Linked DNA regions of Homo sapiens: region 2 is linked to region 1. Evidence: read pairs that join two places in POLR2A ChIA-PET (ENCODE). Cell type or tissue: CD4-positive, alpha-beta T cell. All regions are shown on one strand. Links, peaks and the distances in the headings refer to the core of each region. The heading gives the core; the rest is flanking DNA.

Region 1 (2,804 bases), core at 86-2,585:
ATTTGCTTGTTTTTAAACAAAATGTGAAAAGACACTGAAGGGTTGGGCATAGTGGCTCAGGCCTGTAATCCAAACATTTTGGGAGGCTGAGGCAGGCGGATCACCTGAGGTCAGGAGTTTGGGCCCAGCCTGACCAACATGGAGAAACCCCATCTCTAGTAAAAAAAATTAGCCAGGCATGGTGGCCCATGCTTGTAATCCCAGCTACTTGGGAGGCTGAGGCAGGAGAATCGCTTGAACCCGGGAGGCGGAGGTTGTGGTGAGCCAAGATCGAGCCATTGCACTCCAGCCTGGGCAACAAAAGCGAAACTCCATCTCAAAAAAAAAAAAAAATTAGAAAAGACAATGAAGGAATTTAATTTGCTGTTAGATTTTTTAAAACTTTTATTATTTAACTTTTTAAAAACTTTTAGATTCCCAGGCAAGATGGCCAAATAGGAACAGCTCTGGTCTGCAGCTCCCAGTGAGACCAATGCAGAAGACGGGTGATTTCTGCATTTCCGACTGAAGTACCCAATTCATCTCATTGGGACTGGTTATACAGTGGGTGCAGCCCACAGAGGCCAAGCAGAAGCAGGGTGGGGCATCGCCTCACCTGGAAGGTGAAAGGGGTGGGGGAACTCCCTCCCCTAGCCAAGGGAAGCCTTGAGGGATGGTGCTATCCAGCCCAGATACTAGGCTTTTTCCCACAGTCTTCACAACCCGCAGACCAGGAGATTCCCTCGGGTGCCTACACAAGGGCCCTGGGTTTCAAGCACAAAACTGGACAGCCATTTGGGCAGACACGGAGTTAGCTGCAGGAGTTTTTTTTCATACCCCAGTGGTGCCTGGAATGCCAGCGAGACAGAACCGTTCACTCCCCTAGAAAGGGGGCTGAAGCCAGGGAGCCAAGGGGGCTGAAGCCAGGGAGCCAAGTGGTCTTGCTCAGCAGATCCCACCCCCACGGAGCCCAGCAAGCTAAGATCCACTGGCTTGAAATTCTCACTGCCAGCACAGCAGTCTGAAGTCAACCTGAGACACTGAAGCTTGGTGGGGGGAGGGGTGCCCGCCATTACTGAGACTTCAGTAGGTGGTTTTCCCCTCACAGTGTAAACAAAACCACCTGGAAGTTCAAGCTGGGCAGAGCCCACCACAGCTTGGCAAACCCCTGAAGCTAGACTGCCTCTCTAGATTCCTCCTCTCTGGGCAGGGCATCTCTGAAAGAAAGGCAGCAGCCCCCGTCAGGGACTTACAGATCAAACTCCCATCTCCCTGGGACAGAGCATCTGGGGGAAGGCGTGGCTGTGAGTGCAGCCTCAGCAGACTTAAACAATCCTGCCTGCTGGCTCTGAAGAGAGCAGTGGAACTCCCAGCGCAGCGCTCAAGCTCTGCTAAAGGACAGGCAGCATCCTCAAGTGGGTCCATGACCCCCATGCCTCCTGACTAGGACACAGCTCCCAGCAGGGGTCGGCAGACACCTCATATAAGAGAGCTCTGGCTAGCCTCTGGCAGGTGCCCCTCTGGGACAAAGCTTCCTGAGGAAGGAGCAGGCAGCAATCTTTGCTGTTCTGCAGCCTCCGCTGGTGATACCCAGGCAAACAGGATCTGCAGTGGACCTCCAGCAAACTCCAGCAGACTTGCAGCAGAGGGGCCTGACTGTTAGAAGGAAACTAACAAACAAAAAGCAATAGCATCAACATCAACAAAAAGGACAACCACGCAAAAACCCCATCTGAAGTTCACCAACATCAAAGACCAAAGGTAGATAAATCCACAAAGATGAAGAAAAGCCAGTGCAAAAAAGCTAAAAATTCCAAAAACCAGAATGTCTTTTCTCCTCCAAAGGACCACAACTCCTCGCCAGCAAGAGAACAAAGCTGGATGGAGAATAAGTGTGACGAATTGACAGAAGTAGGCCTCAGAAGGTGGGTTAATAACAAACTCCACTGAGCTAAAGCAGCACGTTCTAACCCAATGCAAGGAACTAAGAACCTTGATAAACGGTTACAGGAACTGCTAACTAGAATAACCAGTTTACAGAAGAACATAAATGACCTGATGGAGCTGAAAAACACAGCATGAGAACTTGGTGAAGCATACACAAGTATCAATAGCCGAATCGATTAAGTGGAAGAAAGGATATCAGAGATTGAAGAAAAACTTAATAAAAATAAAGCGTGAAGATAAGATTAGAGAAAACAGAATGAAAAGGAACAAACAAAGCCTCCCAAGAAATATGGGACTATGTGAAAAGACCAAACCTACGTTTGACTGGTATACCTGAAACTGACGAATGGAACCAAGTTGGAAAACACATTTCAGGATTATTATCCAGGAGAACTTCCCCAACCTAGCAAGACAGGCCAACATTCAAATCCAGGAAATACAGAAAACATCACAAAGATGCCCTTGAGAAGAGCAACGCCAAGACACATAATCGTCAGATTCACCAAGGTTAAAATGAGGGAAAAAATGTTAAGCGCAGCCAGAGAGAAAGGTCGGGTTACCCACAAAGGGAAGCCCATCAGACTAACAGCAGATCTCTCGGCAGAAACCCTACAAGCCAGAAGAGAGTGGGGACTAACATTCAACATTCTTAAAGAAAAGAATTTTCAACCCAGAATTTCATAACCAGTCAAACTAAGCTTCATAAGTGAAGGAGAAATAAAATCCTTTACAGACAGGCAAATGTAGAGGGATTTTATCACCACAAGGCCTGCCTTACAAGAGCTCCTGAAGGAAGCATTAAATATGGAAAGGAAAAACCGGTACCAGCCACTGCAAAAACATACCAAAATGTAAAGACCATCGACACTATGAAGAAA
Region 2 (2,804 bases), core at 32-2,531, 73 kb after region 1:
GGCATTACCTACTTCATGTGGTTAAAAAAAAGAAAGAAAAAGAAAAAAATTCCTTGATTTTTGCTGTTGGATCACCTAGACTGGAAATGCTGATCTGTCTAGTACTAGTTACGTGATTCCAGGTAAGCTATTTAATTGCTTGACTGCAATCATTTTGATTGCAAATCATATAATCTACATGATGGATGATATGATTTCTCTTATAATCTGAAAATTAAATTATATATATAGAAATATAGAGCACCACTTGGCATACAATCGATATTCAATAATTAATACCAGCTAAATAGATCTGTACCATCTCTTTATCCTTGGTAGCTACTAGAGGCCTGCTCCACAGATACAGGCTTGAGTTATATCTACATATTGTACATTTTTAACAAGAAACTGCGAAAAGAGCAGAAAACCAGCCAGGTGCAGTGCCTCATGCCTACAATCCCACTAGTTTGGAAGGCCGAAGTGGGAGGATTGCTTGAGCCCAGGACTTCGAGACTAACCTGGGCCACACAGTAAGACCACGTCTGAACAACAACAACAAAACTTAGCCAGGCATGGTGCATGTGCCTGTACTCCCAGCTACTTAGGAGACTGAGATGGGAGGATTGCTTGAGCCCACGAGTTCGAGGCTGCAGTGAACTACCATCGCCCCACTGCACTCCAGCCTCAGAGTGACATCCTGTCTCTGAAAGGTGGAAAATTGTCTTAATGTCATAAAATTCAACTAAAATAAGACACTTGGAATTCTTGGTAATCAAAATTAGTCTCACCAGAATGTATTTATACAGTTGACAAAGTGTGACCTCAGAAAATCATAAAACCCAAAGCAAATATTTCATCTAAAAACAAAGAGGCTGGACTAGAAATTTTTCCAACCCTAAAAAATCACTAAAGGTAATCTATTTATTCAGAGGTCTGATCTCATTCTGACCAGTTCCACAAGCCAATCATAAATCTTCTCTAACATGTTTAGGAAGAAAGCCTGCATGTTGTCAAATAAAAACTGTTATTTTATGAATAAGAAAAAGAGACACAAAAGTACGATGATTTTGCCCAAATTATAAGTTTTGTAACTACCACCACCTAAAGTCTAAGTCCTACCTCTTTGAGCCTGATTTACAGGGGCATACACAGTTCTAGACATATTCTTTCAGAATGTAACTGCAAATCATAAGAAGACTTGAATTATTCTATACAACTGAGCCAAAACATTTATTTCATTAAAGCTAATTTCATTCTCCCCTTTCTGTCTGGGAAGCTAACAGATCTTTCAGATCACCAATGCTTTAAGCATGAGCTTATGGTACCCAAGCACAGGACAACCATGATTTCTCTAAACAAAGTCTAACAAAAGCAGCTAGTGGTTATCAGTGTGATGTCAGGAAAGGCCCACTGTGAAAGTAATATACAGATGCAATCAAACCTGGGACACAAGGCAGAGAAACAGCTGTGTTAAAAAAAAAAAAAAAAAAAAAGGAAAGGTACAATTAAAAATGTTTAAAGAAGTCCCTTTAGTGCTAATACAGTCAACTGCAAAAGTGACATTTCACATTATTTGAGACGTTGCAATGCTCCCCAATACCTAGAATGGGTTTCGACTCTGACCATTTAAACTAAGAGAGGATAACAGAAATAAGTGAAAACCATCAGAGGGAAAAAAAGAAAAAAATGCACAAAACTAAATGCAAAAATCCTCCCTCTTCCTCTTTTTGAAATAAGTGAAATGCAAGCACAGTTGTCAGACCTGACATTTAAAAAAAGAAAAAATTCATTAAGCTACCAGGGTTTCACACATACAATCATGCACAGTATTTACTGATTTTACTAATAAAAAAAGGTAGAGTGTTCTGAGTTGTTGTAACATATAAATTACTCTTAATAGTTCAACTTGTAAATACTCAAAAATAACAAGCATGCCATAAAAGCATATTCTTCACATGCACTAGCAATTGGACACGACTGTTTACTCATACTTTGGGGAAAGAGTTACTAAAAGAAAAAAACTCTTCATCCTGAAATAATCAGAAACTAAAAACCCTGGCATAGCTTTCTAACAGACTCCATGAGAAAAGCAATAAAAGAATTAAGAGAAGTAAGTGAAAAGTAACTTTAAATCTACCCCCAGAATTTAGTTATTTTTAGAGCTCCACATATGCCATCTGCCTCCCAAACATGTTTATGTACACTAAATTATCAGTTTATTGCCTGTAGTAAAATATCAAAAAAAAACTAAGAAACAAGATATACACTGAGTTAAATATCTCAGTTTGTGAAATCCACCCTTATAGACTATACTATATGCTAATTTCGAAAAAAGCATTATTTTTCTAGTAAATTGTTAAAACTTCATTTTAAATCTAAATTTTAAATTTTAAAACTTCATTCTGGCCAGGCACGGTGGCTCATGCCTGTAATTCCAACACTTTGGGAGGCTGAGACGGGTGAATTGCTCAAGCCCAGGACTTCAAGACCACCCTGGGCAACATAGGGAGACGCTGTCTCTACAAAAAATTTTAAAAATTAAGGCTGGGCGCAGTGGCTGTATTAAGGGAGGCCGAGGCGGGCGGATCACAAGGTCAGGAGATCGAGACCACGGCGAAACCCCGTCTCTACTAAAAATACAAAAAATTAGCTGGGCGCAGTGGCGGGTGCCTGTAGTCCCAGCTACTCGGGAGGCTGAGGCAGGAGAATGGCGTAAACCCAGGAGGCGGAGCTTGCAGTGAGCCAAGATCGCGCCACTGCACTCCAGCCTGGGCGACAGAGTGAGACTCCATCTCAAAAAAAAAAAAAAAATTAGCTTGGTGTGG

The links. ChIA-PET counts read pairs that join two places held together with the same protein. Peaks named below come from ENCODE experiments on the same cell type or tissue, not always from the same donor. Only the 100,000 strongest peaks of a DNase experiment are listed, where the experiment ranks them.
Region 2: POLR2A ChIA-PET joins it to region 1 with 5 read pairs; 8 of 35 experiments call an interaction of 5 or more read pairs at or near these places.

Annotation. Positions count from the first base shown.
Region 1 is chr4:71,003,038-71,005,841 of GRCh38, reverse strand. The region is part of intron 2 of DCK (deoxycytidine kinase); the gene reads right to left. Among named protein-coding and RNA genes, the nearest start is that of DCK, 11 kb to the right of the region's middle. RefSeq lists enhancers at 959-1,218, 911-1,607 and a silencer at 1,216-1,510. In CD4-positive, alpha-beta T cell, for the core only: no CTCF peak of the experiment used is centred there; a DNase peak (open chromatin) is centred at 1,081; H3K4me3 peaks cover 622 bases; H3K27ac peaks cover 791 bases.
Region 2 is chr4:70,929,634-70,932,437 of GRCh38, reverse strand. The region is part of intron 1 of MOB1B (MOB kinase activator 1B); the gene reads right to left. Among named protein-coding and RNA genes, the nearest start is that of MOB1B, 29 kb to the right of the region's middle. In CD4-positive, alpha-beta T cell, for the core only: no CTCF peak of the experiment used is centred there; no DNase peak of the experiment used is centred there.